Regions from separate parts of the Homo sapiens genome. Here regions 1 and 2 are each linked to region 3. Evidence: chromatin loops called from intact Hi-C (ENCODE). Cell type or tissue: PC-9. All regions are shown on one strand. Links, peaks and the distances in the headings refer to the core of each region. The heading gives the core; the rest is flanking DNA. Region 1 has its middle 94 kb from the start of ACTL7B. Region 2 has its middle 310 kb from the start of ACTL7B. Region 3 has its middle 380 kb from the start of ACTL7B.

The links. A loop is a pair of places that touch in the nucleus more often than their neighbours do. Peaks named below come from ENCODE experiments on the same cell type or tissue, not always from the same donor. Only the 100,000 strongest peaks of a DNase experiment are listed, where the experiment ranks them.
Region 1: a loop joins it to region 3, with 2.3 times the contacts of the local background. A loop is called at or near these places in 8 of 110 quality-filtered maps.
Region 2: it touches region 3 in a loop (4-fold over the local background); 10 of 110 quality-filtered maps call a loop at or near these places.

Annotation. Positions count from the first base shown.
Region 1 is chr9:108,758,746-108,764,784 of GRCh38, reverse strand. No RefSeq gene overlaps it. Among named protein-coding and RNA genes, the nearest start is that of ACTL7B, 94 kb to the left of the region's middle. In PC-9, for the core only: CTCF peaks have their summits at 2,628 and 2,834; no DNase peak of the experiment used is centred there.
Region 2 is chr9:108,539,726-108,545,764 of GRCh38, reverse strand. No RefSeq gene overlaps it. Among named protein-coding and RNA genes, the nearest start is that of ACTL7B, 310 kb to the left of the region's middle. In PC-9, for the core only: a CTCF peak has its summit at 2,593; a DNase peak (open chromatin) is centred at 2,314; H3K4me3 peaks cover 361 bases; H3K27ac peaks cover 1,641 bases.
Region 3 is chr9:108,475,162-108,481,200 of GRCh38, reverse strand. No RefSeq gene overlaps it. Among named protein-coding and RNA genes, the nearest start is that of ACTL7B, 380 kb to the left of the region's middle. In PC-9, for the core only: a CTCF peak has its summit at 3,122; DNase peaks (open chromatin) are centred at 2,030, 2,560 and 3,550; H3K27ac peaks cover 2,532 bases.

The DNA of each region.
Region 1 (6,039 bases), core at 297-5,296, 280 kb before region 3:
TAACTGCCAGTAGCCTACTGTTGACTGGAAGCCTTCCTGGCAGTATAAACCGTCAGCACATATTTTGTATGTTATATGTATTATATACTATATTCTTACAGTAAACTAGAGAGAAGAAAATTAAGAAAGTCATAGGCTGGGTACAGTGGCTTACACCTGTAATCCCAGCACTTTGGGAGGGTGAGGTGGGCAGATCATTTGAAGTCAGGAGTTCAAGACCAGCCTGGCCAACACAGTGAAACCCTGTCTCTACTAAAAAAAAAAAAAAGAAAGAAAGAAAAAGCCGGGTGTGGTGGCACATACCTGTAATCCCAGCTACTCGGGAGGCTGAGGCGGGAGAATCGCTTGAACCTGGGAGGTGGAGGTTGCAGTGTGCTGAGATTGCACCACTGCACTCCAGCCTGGGCAAAAGAGCGAGATTCCATCTCAAAAAAAAAAAAAAAAAAAAAGAATAAGGAAGAAAAAATATATTTACTATTCATTAAGTGAAAGTGGATCATCATAAAGATCTTCATCCTTGTCATCTTAGCATTGAGTAGGCTGAGGAAGAGGAAAGTGAGGGGTTGGTTTTGTCTCAGGAGTGGCAGAAGCAGAAGACACGGAGGAGGTGGAAGGGGAGGCAGGAGAGGTGGGCGCACTCTTATTGAAAAAATCTGCGTATACGTGGACCCCCGCAATTCAAACCCTTCTTGTTCAAGGTCAACTGTAGTTTGAATTAATAGGGAAGAAATACTAATAACATTTATTGAACATTATCTTTTTGCCTGTCTCTCGTAAAGGGCTTTCCATACAAAACGATAATGTATTTATTTACATTTATATGAGACAGGCAAAAGATAATGCAATATTATTGCTGTATTATTTATTTACTTCTTGTAGTAGCCCAGGGAAGCATGAGTTATCATTACTCATTTATTTATTTATTTATTTATGAGGTGGAGTCTTGCTCTGTTGCCCAGGCTGGAGTGCAGTGGCACGATCTCAGCTCACTGCAAACTCCGCCTTCCGGGTTCACGCCATTCTCCTGCCTCAGACTCCTGAGTAGCTGGGACTACAGGCGCCTGCCACCACGCCCGGCTAATTTTTTGTATTTTTAGTAGAGACGGGGTTTCACCATGTTAGCCAGGATGGTCTTGATCTTCTGACCTCGCGTTCCGCCCGCATCCGCCTCCCAAAGTGCTGGGATTACAGGCGTGAGCCACCGTGCCTGGCCTATCATTACTCATTTATTACAGACAAGGGAATGAAGCTTAGGCACAGTCACTGCCCAGCCCAAAGTCACCCAGTTAGTATGATTTTGAATCAGAATTTGAACCCAGATCTAACACCGAAGTTCACACCCTTAACCTCTACATTATGTGAATAAAAGATGTGGAGCTACTGGTTAAATATTTGGAAAAATATGTCACACATAGAGTTAAATGTGAAAGATGAAAATGTAACAAAACCTTAGCTTTAAGGATTTTTTAGTGTTGTTTTCCTTAGAAGAAGCTAAAAGGTAAAGAAAAAAACCCAAGAATAATAATAAAAGAAAGAAATGGAATAAAGGGATTTTTAAAAATTTGAAGCCATATAAGCTTCATTTTCTATTTTTAAATAGTTATACATTTCAAAATTAGCTAAATCTATAAATTAGAATTTCAGATATCAAAGATGAAGAATATTTAAGTAATTGAGAAACTATTCACAGTATAGGTGGAAAAAGGCAGTTTGCAAAATAGTGTGTAAAGTATGATATTATTTCTATAGAAATGTATTTATATACATCAATAAAAGAAAAAAATCCCTACCACATAAATTCTATGTATGTAAAAGGCCAGCATGTGAAGAAATCTGTGACTGTTTTTCTCTCTTGTGGGACAGTTTGCTGCCAGTGCCAAGCAGAAAATGGCAACCTGGTACCTTGCAAAAATAGATGCCCGCATCTTCTTTGGCCACAGTCATTTCTTAACCTGCCAGTTCTATCAACAAGCCAAAATAACAGGCTGACTTTCGCTGTGTAGAGTTCCCATAGGATCCTGTATCTTCCTTGACCTGACAAGTCAACCCCTGTAAAAGACAAATTGGAAGGCTTGTTAACTCTCTTTTGACTCTGCCTTGACTTGGAGCGTTTGAAGGTTTAGGCTGGTTAATGATGTCTGTTTTTTTTTTTTTTTTTTACAGCGATTCAACCCAGGGCCTCATTTCTTACATAAGTGTCAGGCTGGAAGCAGGCGGTTCTTCAAGTTGGCCTCACTAACAATGTAGTGGCCTACGCACCAGCCCCCTGCTTCCCCGGGCCTGGGTGCTGAGTCAGGGATGCTCCGGGGTTCGGGAGGACTGGGATCCCGGAGCACATGAACTGGACTCCTTTTGCAAACAGCACTTAGGACTTTGCGTTCTGGTTATTTAATATGAGTCTTCCTGCCCAGTTAAAATATGTGAACGCGGTAAGATCAAACGGCCCAACAGTTCTGGATCTTATTCACCTCTGTATCCTCAACACTCTGTACTCAGTGTGATGTTGGGGAGGGAGCTCTGAACAGGGAATTCCACAAATCTTGGTTGGAATCCTTTCCACCGTAAGTCTGGGCAAGTGATGGAAGCTTTTTGAGCTTTTCTTTCATTGTCTATAAAATGGGTCTAATGAGAGTCACCTAGTGTGAGCATTAATGATACTAATTATGCAATGGCACATAGCCCAGAGCCTGGTCTAAAGGAAGCTCTCAGTTGATATGGACTGATCATGTCCCGGTGAACCTTGGGGCAGGGCCGATGGTTCCAAGTGGGAGAGGAAGCCTCCCCAGCAGTAATCCAGATATGCCACTAGGAGGCGTGCGAGTTCCATAATTGATTTATCCCCCCTCTCGGTATTAAAAGCCAGTCTTGGCCCAATTCAATCTCTGTAACTTTAACTTATTATTTAAGAGTGATAAATGGCCTGCTCCTGCATTCCTTTTCCATTCAAATCACTGTCATTAAGATTAAGACAGTGTAGCCGGCTAGTGAAGAGTTGGCACCTTTTTGTTTATTTCTTGCTGCTCTCCACGTGGGGTACCAGCTCCTTGTGAGCTGAGTACCTAAAGCTTGGCCTTCACTTTGTTCTGTGTATGCTCAACACACTTGGCTGACAGCATGTGTCTTGGGTCTTGATCCGAAGGTTTGGATTATTTGTGGGAAGGAAAGTGAAACCAATCGTGATGGATTCTATTTTATGCAACAAAAGACAGCCATCTGTAGCCCCCAAATGGGCCATGGATCCTTCTTTCTCCTGTCTTAGAAGAAGCATGCTTGGCTCCATTTTTGTTTATTGTTTCTGCCATGTTCCCTTCCAGTCCAGAGATTAGTGCACTTCCAGGCCAGAGAGCTGGGTTTGAGCCTCAGTGGGGCCTCTAGTCTCACAGATAGTTAGATTAGAATGAACCTCAGTGGAGGAGTGAGTTCACCCTTCCCTCAGATGGGCAGTCTGAGGGCCAGAGTCAGGCTAGGATCTTGAACTTCAGCTGCTTTATGGGTAGAATAAGAGTACTGGGCTGGGTATTTCCAATATCTTTCCAGCGTGGACATTTTTTCACTTTCATATCCAGATGCCATGCTCATAAGCCTAATTCTCCAGCTCACCTGAATTGTGTGAATTCCATTTATGAAGAGCAGACAGAGATGTTGTAAACATGAGTGTCACTGCGATTTATGAGTGTTGTGGCAGCCTAGCCCTAGGAGCCATGCTGGGGCTTTCTCAAAGTAGACATTACGCCTTGGAACAAGCTGTTCTGATGAGCAACACAAGGACACATCAGAGGCTCCACAACTTTCAATTGGCTTTAGAGCCTGTGATTCTCCTTTTTTACAGTCCTGTGACATTGAGACAGTATTAGCATTTACTTCCATTTGCTAAGGGCAGGACAACATGCCATGAGAAGGTACTGGTATTCTCATGGAAGCCAGTGACCAAGCTAAAGGAGAGTTGTCAGGTATTTGATGTTGATTGCAGCAAGAATATGGAGGAAAGAGCCCATGACTTGGGGCAGGGCCTGCCAGGATTTAAATCCTACCTGCCAATTACTGGCTGTGTGAATGCAGGCAGGTAACCTAGCCCCTGCCTGTAAAATGGGATAATAATAACCCACTGCTCAGGGTTGTTTTTGAGGATTGAGACGAAGGTAGTACTGTGCAAAGTGCTCATGAAATATGAGACTGTTTTTATTTCTTCTGAAGCCCAAGAATTGTAAAATACGTTTTTCTATTCTGAAATGTAGGATTAGGGTAGGGTTAGAAAAGGGAACACAATAATGTGAGAACTTGAAGAACCTCAGTGAATAGCAGCAGAGTCTGAATTAAGGACATCTGAAAATAAAAGGAGAGTGGTTGGGATTAAATGACCTGCTGATGTTGCTGAGCTCCTGAAGTTAAGGGAGCCCAGTGAAGCAGTGTTGTTGTTTGGAGATGATACCCAAGATTCGTTGTGTCACAGTCACGGAAAACTAGGACGTGGACACATAGTGAGGTTCAGAGTGGAAGTTTAATGGGCGAAAGAGAAGAGCTCTCTGCAGCAGAGAGGGGTCCTGGAGAAGTGGGTTGTTGCTTTCACTGTGAAATGTAGGAGGTTTTATAGATGAGCCTGAGGAGGCAGTGTCTGATTTACACAGGGTGCAAAGGATTGGTTGGACCAGGTGTTTCATTTGCATAGGGTGTGAGTTTCTGGCTGCCCTCACCCTAATCTTTTGTCTTGCAAATGGTTCTCTGCCTGGTTGGCGCCATGTTGTTTCTTTACAGTACACGTGGTGGCAAAAGAGAAGATGGTGCCTCCATGTTGAACATGCCTGGCCCCCAGGTAGCACTTTTCTATTGACACAGCTGCCAGCATTCACCTGTGCAGGCTTCCAGCTTGCTTATCTATGTCTGGAGCTCAATTTTTCAGGCTGCTCTTTGTTAGAAAAGAAAGGATTTTGAGGCTGCTTTTTGTTAAAAGGGAAATTCTGCCGAGGACTCTTTTACCCTCACTATCTGCCTGAGTAATTTCTTTCTAGTTCCCGTATCACCAGGAATCTGGAGTTCACTGGGGATTCCTGAAGGACTAGATTGGCAAGGATCACATTAGGCTGGTGACGGTGACTTACCTTCTATTACCAATTTGCCCAGAGTATCTATTCTCTTTCTGAGCCTTCTGCTGCATTGGGTTATGCAAACATTGGCTGAGCACCTGTGCTGAGCCAGGAACGTGTCACTGCTGGGGACATGAGGCAGCTGAGCACAGGTCCTGGCCTTCTTGGTCTGATAGGGAATACCCAGGAGAAAAGGCAAGTTCACTATTCCTACAGCAAAGGGCCTCAGTCAAGGTCTGCTCCAGCAAGGAGGGATGGTGGGGGAGCCTCCAGCCCTGCCTTCTGGATGGAGGTCAGGAAAGACCTGCCCAAGGAGGATGTGTCTAGCTTGGAGTGGGGGCTCCTGAGGGGATAGGGAGCCAATGATGGGTAAGAAGAGAGCCAGCTCCTCCTGGGGAGCAAGGTGCTGCCTGGATGGTCAGAGTTTTTGGAGGATGCTGCTCTCTTTCTCCTTCCTTTTCATGTCCAACACGAGGATCCATATTATTCCACAGAGAAAACTTAAACCCTAGTGGGAGACCCTTCTCCTGCCTTACGTTCTAGGAAGACCATTCAGCTATATCAGTGTCCTGTTTTAACTCTGACATTTGTAACTGCCTGAGGGGTTCTCTTGCCCATTGGATAAAGAAAGACCATGGCATTGTAGTGGAGAAAGAGTTTAAGAGACATAGACTAGCCATGCCACATGAGAGACGGAGTTTTGTACTCAAGTCATCTCGTGCATAGGTTAGGGGTTTTTCAAAGGTGGTTTGAAGGAAAGGGTGAGGGTGGCCAGGTAACAGGTGCTTGTTGCTGATTGGTTGGGGGTGGAGAGGAAATCATAGAGGGTTAAAACTGTCCTCTTGTGGGCCAAATTGCTTCTGGGTGGGGACAACAGAAGCTTATCCCGGTGGAGCCATGGGTGTCAGACATGCAAAAAACCTGGAAAGGTATCCCAAAAGGCCAATCTACAGCAGTG
Region 2 (6,039 bases), core at 409-5,408, 65 kb before region 3:
AAAATGCTGGGATTACAGGCATGAGCCACCGTGTCCAGCCCTTTTTGAGTCTTTTTAAAATTTTTTCCAGACCAGCACATATCCTCCAGATCCAAGCATTACTAAAGGGAACAGAATGTTGGAATGTTAACTTCCAACTCTGACATATGGAGCTGTGACGATGATACATTATTGACAGAATTGAGGCAGTAAATACTGTCTGGGGTGCTTTTGATTTACAAAGGCATACAGAGCCCCTCCCTCCTCTTCACTATTTTCTCTTCCATAAGGATTACTGATCAGTATACACCTTTCCCATCATTGCACAGCTGTGCTCTGCTCCCTTGCTTTGAGTTGGAACATAAGTGAAGATGACTTGGGAAGATGGTGCTCTTCATGCTGTGGGAGCTTCCCTCGTTTAGTCCACTCCTTCAGGGCCAACTCTCTCTGAATGAGAACTCCTCTACACGGACCACAGTGCACAGAGCTGTGGCAGAAGCCAGGGCAGCCTAAGAAGGGACTCAGGGGCTCCATAGCCACATTGTCCATGGGGGATCTGGGACAGGCTGCATCAGAGATGGGCCATGTGTAGCTGGGCTTGGAAAATTGAGCAAGATTTTTCTAGAAAGCGAAGATGGGAAAGACTTTCTCCAGGAAAGGAATGGAATGTGCAAAGCATGGCAGCCTGCAAGAGTCCTGGGTGTTCAGGGAAATTGTTAGAAGGGTTCTGTGGTCACAAGTCCGTGTTATCTGGGGAGAGTGGAATCTTTTAGAGGCTAAAAGCTGTGTCCTCTCTCTGGTATCCAGCAAGGACTGAAACAGAGCAGATGCTCAATCAGAATTTGTTACATGAATGCTAGGTTGTTGAACAAAGGAAGGAAAGACAGAAGCCTGTAAAGACCTAGGCCCTTTCCTGAATGCCTCACTTTACTCAGTCCCCTGCTAGGTCCCAATGGAGTTGAGGCCACTAGTGCCACTCTTTGCCCTTTGTCTGCTGTCTTAGACCTATCTTTAACAGAAGAGGCCCTTTTTCCTTCACTTCCTCTCCTTTTTGCAGTTCTTTCTGCTTATATTCAGCACAATCCACCTGTCTTTCTTCTCTTAGTTTCTTTGTTTCTCTACCTATCTGGTTTTAATGGAAAAAGACCTAGCTTGGAGTTGGAAGCCTTGGCTTCCAATCCCAGATTCTGCTGCTTCCTAGCTGGGTAAACTTTTACAACTTACTTGATCACCTGATGCCTCAATCTCATCATCTATAAAATGGGAATAATTATGTTTATCTCCTAGAAATGTTACGTGTCTCAAATAGATGATAGCATTTCTCAAACGTGTTTTCTAAAGAATTTTAATAGGTGTTATAAAAAATTGAAAGAGGCCGGGCGCGGTGGCTCACGCCTGTAATCCCAGCACTTTGGGAGGCCAAGGCAGACAGATCACCTGAGGTCAGGAGTTTGAGACCAGCCTCAACATGGAGAAACCCCGTCTCTACTAAAAATACAAAATTAGCCGGGTGTGGTGGTGCATTCCTGTAATCCCAGCTACTCGGGAGGCTGAGGCAGGAGAATTGCTTGAACCTGGGAGGCGGAGGTTGCAGTGAGCGGAGATCATGCCATTGCACTCCAGCCTGGGCAACAAAAGCGAAACTCCATCTCAAAAAAAAAAAAAAAAAAAGTGAAAGAAACATCCATCCTGTGGCCATATGAGTGAGGGAAAGTTTGGGTAGAACAAGATATATAGAGTTTTCAAAACTTTAATATGTTAATATATCTTATGGTCACCAAAAGGAGAAAATGATGGGTGGGGAGTACAAAATGCACTATTTTGATGGCAGGCGCTATTTATTTCCTACCTAATACTCCTTTGCATTTTCTTCTTTGCTATAAGAACCCTTACTTCTTCATGGCATCGAATATGCCCAGCCCGTTTGCAGCTGACCTATGGCAGTTCAGGGCTTGGTGCTGTAATTCAGTTAGTTCTACTGATTAGTCCAGATTACAGGCAGGAGGTGACAGTTGAATGGGGCCTTATGGGATGTGTAGGAGCTTCCCTGAGGCACAGAAGTGGAGGTAGGGAACTCCATGCAGAAGGCACATGGCCTGAAACAGCTCATCATGTCATGGCTTGTGTGTGGGAGGGACCCCAGCTTACTCAGACCTTTGTCCCAGGTCTGAGTAATGGGGCTTCGTGAAAGTGAGGAGTTAGAGGGAAATGACATAAATCATTAGTTTCTCCGTCTCTAGTGACAGCATTATTTGCTTACAAGATCAGGCCCTGTGACCTCCCTCTGTTGTAATTGCATTCTGTGTTTGGGGAAATGGGGCATCCCCCCAGGCCAACCTCAAAACACGCCCTAATCCTCCTGGCCTAAATGACACAAAGAGCAGCGGGGAGGAGCAGCTCCTTAACAATGGTCTAGGCATTCTTCGGGCTTGACTCTTCCTCCTGGACACTCCCAGGTGCCACCCCTGGGAGGTGGGTGTGAGTATCTCCTAGTGGAATTAGCTCTGAGAGCTCACACTTGATGTTAGCAGCAGCAGCCACCACTTCCATCACCTTCAGCCCCTGTGCCGAGAAGCTGATGGCCTCGCAGAAGAATATAAACACAGCAGCAGGTGGGAATGACAAGTACACCCGAGAGACAAGGGCAAAGACAAGAGCACAGCTAACTGTTTCCCTGGGCTGCCGATCCCTGGGGCAAGAATGAAAGGTGAACTTGGGCACTTTGCAGCAAATTGGAGGGGGTTCATTCTGCTTCTGGGCGGTGCGCCCTTGGATTCCAATCATTAAAGCTTTTTTGAGGTACTTGTCCCAGATCACCTGATTTTGGCTCAGGTGTTCTCTGAGCTTACCTCACACCTCAGGACACATGGTTTTAACATCTGCCCTGTTTTCTGGTCTCTTCACAAGATGGTGGTTTCCCTTCAACTGAGGGCCTGTGCCTCAGTTTCCCCACTGCCACCTAGAAGAGGTGCCTGATCAATGATGGAGTGCATTTATTTAAAACATTTCAATAGCATCCAGGCCTGATTTCCTGTGTTTAATGACATCATTGCTGCTCCCCACTTTTCCTTAATATTCAGCGGGACTACAATTTTATTTTATTTGTGTCTGGGACTAGCAGTCATGTTGGAAAGACCATTCCTTCATTACAGATAATAAGCCAGGGGCCACCATGCTGATCAATATCTGTCATGTTCCACATTGAAGAAGGTGTAGCATGGTTGACAAAGGCATCTCATATACAGGGTTCCAAGTTGGTGCTCACAGAATCCTTAGGCCGGGAAGAAGCAGTCATTCCCAGCTTGAAGACAAGACACCTGAGGCTTAGGGAGGCTGCCGCTCACTGGAGAGCTGGGATACAGCCTGGTTCAGTGGGATTTCTGTTTCCATTTGCTGCCTCACCCAAGTCAAGAGTTGTTAGTGCATATTTATCAATCTAATAATGTGACTAATTCCTAATTTTCTGTCTTGGTGGTTAATATGTTTTAACGGGCAAAGAAGCTGCTTTATAGAAATACACCAACAGAAAAAGTATGGCCATCCTTGAAACTAAAAAGGAAATGATTATCATAAAAATGGTGGTGACATGGTCAGGCTGTCTTTCAGTTCCTCAGTAACACTGGATTCCTAACTGGGTATGTTATGCCTTTCTCCCAAAGTCTTCCCCACTTAGGTAGTACTACTGACAGCCTTGGAATCTCAGCCTGAAGGGGGGATACAGTATAAAAACAAAATTCACAAGTATTTCCCTCTTGAAATTCATGCAGTTGGGAGCAGGAAAAGATCAAACACTTGAGTAAACATGGCAGAAGGCAAACAGCTATAACATATAATTCTGGGACTTTTTAGTATTCGTCAGATTCATCATTTCATGTTCGTGCTTGTTACCGAACATTAATGCCGCTGAAGGTCCTGATCACGTGATGAAACCAATCTGACCACCCAGCATGAATTTTTTTTTTTTTTTGTTACCTTGGATTCTTTTTTTTTTTTTTTTTTTTTTTTTTTTTTTTTTTTACCTTGGATTCAAGAAATGAAACTCTGTCTCTGAGCTCTTTGCCAATTTCTACAATGGTTTTGGGGTGACAGATCTACAAGCAGCAGTTAGCAAACGGTTTTCCATTTTCATGCTCCTCAAGGACGAGCATTTGCCTTGATCCTAAGGGTCCTAATGAGAAGCTTTAGAGATGTCCTCTGATGCTATTTTCTGGGTGAAACAAGGGTGAGCACTTTCTAAGAAAATCCATGGAAGTTGCTTTGAGTCCTCCCATTTCCTCTTCACGCCACAGTCCCGGCAGCTGCTCAGAAAGAGCTGAAAAGAGTGATTCAAGTTGAGCTTGTTTCTGCTCTTAAGACTGGCTCCGCTTTAAGGAGAGGAGACAGAAGCCTTCTTGGGTTTCTCTCCCCTCAGGCAGCCTCCTGTGGGTGGATGGCCCCAGCCCCACCACGAAGATACTCCCCAGACCTCCCCAGCAGCTCAAGGGATCAGCAGCGGGTCAGCACAGAGTGCTTCAGGACGCCTCCCAGCAGCTTTGATCCCAAACCGTGTGATTTCTTGGATTGGTTTGCAGTGGAAGGAGCAGGAGAATAGCCCTGAGGCCCAAAGCAACCTGGGAGAGAATCCTTTATCTCTTGGAACCAAGGCGAGGGACCTAAGGGTTGAGAGAAGCTTTGGTGACTAGCCAGACCAGCCACCACATGGCACCAGGCTTGCACACCTCTACAGATGGGGTGTTGTGCTAGCTCCCTTTATTCCCACCCACCCCATCACAGGGCAGCCTGACTCTCTGGAAGTTCACTAGGGAGAACTTAGCCTATGAGGCTGTGGGCCTGAGTCAGTTCTTGCAATAACTTTGCTATCAGGCCAGCTTGGTGCACTGTAGCAAGCATCAAGTGTTCACAGCCAGCTGGATCAAGGTGTTCTAATTCCCACCATGCCACTTACCAGCTCTATGTCCTTGGGCAAGTGGCTTAGCAGTGAGAATCTCAGTTTCCTCAACTGTAAAATGGGGGCTAGTAATACCACCTTCACAGGGTTGCTGTGAGGATTGTCTGAGCCAATGTAAGTAAAGTTCCTGGCACACAACTGGTGCCCAATACATGTTCCTTATTTCCCCTTCCCTCCTGAGGAAGAAGGGCTCTCCTCTAACACTAGGCATTGGCCAGAAGAATAGAGGGTGCCCAGAGAATTCTGAGAGAAAATACTAGCTTCTCCAGGCTCAACATCAGTTGCTTTTCACGTGTTCCTTTGTTCATTCATTCATTCATTCATTCAACAAAGGTTGACTGAGCGCCTTCTGTGTGCTGTGTATTGTCTTAAATGCTCAAGAAAAATCAGACATGAACCTTTGCTGCCACCACCACCCTACCCCCAGCACCCTCCCATCCCCTGTCAGACCACCTGAGGAGGAAAGAAGGATCATAAGGAACCCTCTCCCTCTCCAGAGGCAGAAGGCCACAGAGCAGAGCCATCAGTCCATAGAGTCCCCAATGCACCTGCAACCAGAAAGGGCAGGAGTCTCCAGGTGTTCAGGTATTGCACTACATGGAGACAGGGCTGGAGCAAAAGCTCTTAACTGCTCCACTTCTCCAAGCATGCACCTAGGAGGTGATTTGAGGAAGACAGATCAGACCTGGGGCAAAGCAAATGGGAAAACATTGTGGATTGGGGAAATTGAGGCCTAAATCTAAGACATTTATAACAAAGTGATCTTGGTCTATGGAGCGGATCCCAGTAGGAACTCAGTACATGGGCAAAAAGTCCCCTAGAGATGCTCACTGACTTTCCTATTAATTCAGTTATAAAATGTCTTTTTAGAGACAAGGAGAATGACAAAGTATCAGACTGGTGGGAGGTGATAGAGGTTTCTTTCTGGTATTTTTCATAGGTACCCCAAACTCGGTTCCATTTGTAATCAGTAATGTGATCTGCATTTTTACCTATGCTAGGCTAGGTCACTGTCTGGCTGTAGGGCTGCATTATAAAATATAGTAACACCACTTCCATCCTAGGCCACCATGCGTGTTCCCTCCTGGATGCAATTTCAGGAGGATCTGGAC
Region 3 (6,039 bases), core at 716-5,715:
TTAATAAAAACAGTTGAAGTTAATTTTAATAATATATTTTATTTAATCTAATATACACAAAATATTATCACTGCAGCATGTAATTAATATAAAATTGTTAATGAGATGTTGCACATTCACTTTGTTGAATTAAATTCGAGAAATCTGGTGTGTATTTTCCACTTTTGGCAAACCTCAATTCAGACTAGCCACATTTCAGTGTTCGCTAGCCATGTGGCTGCGGGTCTATAGCAGACAGCACAAGTTCAGTGCTTGTAAGATTACGCATTGAAATCGAATAGAATGGAAAATTTCAGACAGCATTGCTCATAGTAAATAATTTTTTCTAGGGACTTAAAATGTGCTTTTGAGCAGGGAGTCATGGTAGAAAAAAAAAAAAACTTGAAAGCTGATGTAGTACAGCACATTGATTCCTTCCAGCACACGTGTCTATGGAGCTGTACTGAAGACGACTGTAATCTTGGCAACATGAAAGAGCTCCCAGGTACACTTCTCTGGCCATGCATTGACCGTTAGGCTCACTACTTCTTGATATCTATTCAAGGCTTAGCTAGTCATCACATAAGACATTAGAGGATTGCTTGAAGGACATATAGCTCACCAATCTGCACATATGCTAAAACCTCCCTGCACCCAGCCAGATAAACAGAGATAGGGCCCTCAACATTAATCAGCTTATTCTTTCTATAATTTGACTTTGCTGTGACACCATCATAATAGGGTTCAAAGTGGTTACAAGAAACAGCATTGTCAGCATGTATATGGACATTCTAATGCATTAATGGGAGGAATGTGCGTTGGTATAACACTTCTGGTGGGCAATTCAGTTACGTGTATCAAAAAATTTCAAAACTTCTGTGTCTTTTGGTCCAGCACTTCCAGGAGTTTATTCTTTCATGTCCAGGAATAAATGGAAGTAATACAGATGGTCCCCAACTTAATGATGGTTCTGCTTAAGAGCCTTGGACTTGACTATGGTGCAGAAGCAATATGCATGGTATAGTAGTAACCATACTTTCAGTACCTACACCATCATTCTGTTTTTCACTTTCAGTATAGTATTCAAGAAGTTACATAAGCTATTCGACACTTTCTAATAAAATAAGTTTTGTGTTAGATAATTTTGCCCAGCTGTAGGCTAATGTAAGTGTTCTGAGCATGTTTAAAATAGGCCAGGCTAAGTTATGATGTTCAGTAGGTTAGTTGGATTAAATGCATTATCAACTTAGGATATTTTCAACTTATGATGGGTTTATGAGGACATAACCCCATTGCCTAAGTCACGGAATTCTTGTATATGTGTGCGTAAAAATTCAGCTACACTAAATGCAATGTGATATGTTTATTTGGATCCTGGAACGGAACAGGGACATTGGTAGAAAAGCTAATGAAATCTGAATAAAGTCTGGAGTATAGTTAATGTTAACATACCAATGTTGGTTTTTCAGTTATGACAAATGTACCATGGTAATATAAGATGTTAACATTAGGGGAACTCTATATTATGGGAACTCTATACTGGCTGCAACTTTTCTGCAAACCTAAAATACTTCTAAAATAAAATGTTTATTAAAAATATTCATCCATAAGGATCTGCAGTGCAGTGTGCCGTAAGAGCAAAAAGTTGGAAACAACCTAAATATCCAACCACTGACGCTTGCTTAAATAATTTTAATTTTATTCATAGAATGGAATAGCAGATAGTCATCCAAATGATGTTTTAGAATTCTATTTGTTAACAAAGATGTTCATAATATGTAAAGTGAAAAAGCAATTTTCAAAATATTATTATTTTATTAAAATGTGTACATAAAGAGAATTGACAGAATGTACTGAGTCATTGGGATTAAAGGAGATTAAATCTGTGTGTGGATGTGTGTACATATGTTTACTAGTTTTTAAATACAGGGCTTATGTTGGTTTTGTAATAAGAATTTTTAAAGTTTGTTTTTTTTTACTTTGCAAAAGTGAAATGGGTGAGTCAGACTGTTCTGACACAGGGCTGACAGTGATGAGTGTAGTCTCACCACAAACTTGAAAATAAGGGACATCAGATTGCACTCTGGGAATTAGGCTCAGAAATCAACATAGAAAGTATTAGTTTTGAGTGGGGCAAAATCTCTTTAAAGAATCAGAATGACTCACGGGCCAGAATTAGTCCTGGCTACAGCCAAACTTGACATTCAGAAATGTAGTTCAGAATGTGTCTGTCAGAACGGAGTTGGTACGGAACAAACTCAGCTAAAGGAGGGTCACAGAGGGTGCCAGTGTCATCTCAGCAGCCTTATGATGACACATCTGGTCAGACTGGCCTCAGTTTCTCTCTCTCTCTGATAAGTCTGTCCTGCAATGAGACAGAAGTGTCATCTGTTATCCCGCCTCTGACCACTAAACATTTTGATCATCCAGTTAATTCTCTGCCACTAATCAGGGTGAGGCCCACGAAAGAGCCTCTGGTTACTTGACTCTCCCTGTAGGCTGCCCACAGCTGGTCAGGCTGACACGAGCACCCATCCCCTTGACAATGAGTTTCCTCATTGCGAACGAGCAGATTTGGCAGCTAATTTGATGAATGTCTCTGTGCGCATTACTAGTGTGAGTCAGTGCTCTGGGCCCAGTCAAATCTGTAGCTCTGACAGGAGGAATTTATGAGCCTGTGAGGGGAAGGGCCAGAACATGGACCCTGTGAATTGCCCATAATAACGGTTCCCTTTGGGTCTTGTCAGGCACCCCCTTGGCCTCTTCTCAAAGATCCAAGCGGCATTTCCCCTGGGATGTAGTGGCTCACTCATTTCGTTTATAATGCTTCTCCCAGCCCAACCATCTGGCATTGGGAAAACCTGCCTAGTCCCCTTGGGTTAGGGCAGCAGAGTCCAGTGAGATGAGTGAGTCCTACAGGAACCTGGTAAAATAACTCAGATAAACATGGGAACCCAACAAACTTCCACCGAGGGTTGAATAGTTCCCAGACATCAAGCTTGGTGGAGATCCTTCATGTTCACTGTTCATGATGGCTCTGTCGTGGCACGAAAAGCATTAGACATGGAGTCATCAGATTTTGTTTCTATGGCTTTGGCCTAATTATCTGGGTGACTCTGCACCAGTCAATGTTTTGACGTCTTGACCATAAAATCAAGGATAGCAATACCTACCACACAGCATTGTTATAAGTTCAGTTGCTATGATGGATAGTACAGCACAATAGAAACTAGAAAGAAATGTACAAATAAAAAGTACAGTCATGTGCCACATAATGATGTTTGGTCAACTGTAGACTGCGTATGTGACAGTGGTCTCACAAGATTATGATGGAGCTGAAAAATTCCTGTCATCGAGTGACAGTATAGCCATCATAATTACTCACATGTTTATGGTGCTTCTGAGGTAAGCAGCGACGTGCTGTACAGGTTTGTATCCCAGGAATAATAGGCTATGCCATATAGCCTAGGTGTGTAGTAGCTTATACCATCTAGATTTGTGTTAAGTGCACTTTATGATGTTTGCACAACCATGAAATCACTTAACGACAATTTCTCAGAACATATCCCTGCTGTTAAGCAACGTGTGACTGACTGTATTGTTATTTCTCTTTTCATGAGTCATAATTCAAATGTGTGTGTGTGAGCAATTTTTTGAAATGCAAACAAATTGGAAAGTTTTATGTCCTGGAAAGTGGAGAGCTGATTTAGTTTCTGATCGGGTATGGAAATACATCAATTACTAAAGAGATAGCAAGCAATTCCTTAGTGTGCATAAAACTTCATAATTGAATATTTAACTTATATTAAGTATCCAATAACTGGGTTTTGTTCTGAATGCTAGCATTGCATCCAGATTCGATTCTACATAGTGTTTTTAAGATGCAGTTTCACCAAAGAGATTCTTTTGCTGCCATAATTCCAAAGCCCTGGTTAAGGCCTCTCCAATCTAGGAGCCCCTGTAATTCTTATGATTTTGTCTGCACTTAGAGACGTGTTGATTCTCTTGTCGGGCCCATGTCCTACATCTTGTATATTATGTTCACTTATGATTGTTCCACGGCCACACAGGGTTCAGCAGGAGAAAGACCCTGGAGTTGTAGTCAAAAGACCCTCAATGTGTGCATATCTCAGATTCCTATCTATAAAATGAGATAAATGATTTACTTTGCATGATATGGTTTAAATGGAACACTGAATTGTTATTGGATTCTTACTTTGTTCCATAAAACTGTAACACTCATCATTTTATTCTTATTTCAAAGACCGAGACATTGTGTAGGGCAGGTAGACCTCCTAACCTAGACCATGTGATGCTAGGCCACCATCCTGGTGAGGCTTTGGGGCTTGGACTTGTCCATCAACAGAACATTTCCTGCTGGTTGAAGCAACTGCTTCTATTCTGGAAGAGCTCTGGTTCTGATATTCTTTCTATAAATAAGAATGACTAACACTGATGGAGCACTTACTCTGGGCTAGTCATTGTTCTAAGAACTTTATATAAATTAGTTCACTTAATCCCCACAACAGCCCTATAAAACAGGTACTCATTTTCCCCCGCCAACGTTTTTTTAGAGAAAAGGAAATAAAAACAGACAGTTGGTCACTTGCTCACCCAAGAATTAAGTGGAGAATCTGGGATTTGAACACAGACCTCCACTGTACTATATGGCCCTGTATGAAAAAGAGTATTTGTCCCTATCATTGGACAGATGAGCACAGAAGAATGCTAAACACTGGTCTTTCATTAGTAGACCCTGTATTTAACACACACTAAGTTTTACTCTACTGCACAAGCCCAAATGGCTTCCTTGTGGATCCTGGTTTTTCCAGATACCATATGAAGGGGTTTGATAAAGTAGTTTCTAAAAGACTTTCATAGCAATATTCAATAATTTCATGGCTCAGAAATTTACACCAAGCTAAAATGCCTGGTCTACTTCCTGTGACAAATATATGGTAATTTATCCATGATTTTATCTTTCCAAAGGTTGTTGAAAGCATTTTTTCTACTGAGAAAATCCTTTTCTAATTTTGCCAATTTTTCCAGAGGATGGGGATATTTTAAAGAAAATTGGTTCTGGTGATCTGGTCAAATTTGTTTCAGATCTGGTCTGCTTATTAGCCCATAGGACACTTGTAATTGAATTAGTCTTTTAAAGCCCAGATCTTATCTAGCCCACAGGACACTTGCAATTAAACTGGTCTTTTAAAGCCCAGATCTGACAGTTCCTTCCGGTGATGAAAAATCAGGACTCTCCAGTGTTTACTGAATGAGGTCAAATTTGTTAGCTGGGTATTCAAGGTCTTCAATTGCTATTTCCAGTCCTTTTCTCTATTGTGCGTCTTTATCCACCATTTGGCTTCTTACCTGGTTCACACTTCTCCCTCTACTTGGAATTCCCTTCATCCCTTTCTCCTGTTGAAATCCTATGTGTCTTTTAAGGTCACCATGGATAATACCTGTTGTCTGAAACCTTCTATTCTTTCTTCAGTTAGATGATCTCTCAGGCCTACACTCCTGCAGCATTTAAACCACGCTTCTCTTTCACCACATTTACTTCAGTTTAATTGCTATAGTAATTATCTGTGTATAGGAAAAATTACTTTATCCATGTACAGAGCTTTGTTTTTGATGAATATGAAGCTCAGTAAAAATGTATCTAGATATCTGCTTTAATGATCTTAAATTCATTTTCAGTGAAATAATCATAAGAAAAGGGATAACTGAAAAAAAAGTTCATTTCAAGGGGAGACTGCTGTTAAAACCATTTTAGCAAAGATAAAATAGGGTTCATTTTAGAAACTCTACTTCAAGAATAAAGTTTAGGGCTTTTTAAAAAAAAAAAAAAACCAGGTTAATACGTTTCTAGAATCTAGAAGGACAATGAATATGTCAAAGACATGACTTTATTGAGAGCCGCTTTGTTTTCTATAGGTGGCATGTATACGTGTGGACATGCCAGTGTTAATTTTCCCACAGCAGGGTGGTGTGGAAATAGGATAGTTTTAGAGGCTGGAATAGGTAAATTGTGGCTCCGTCTTGGAAACTTCTATCCCT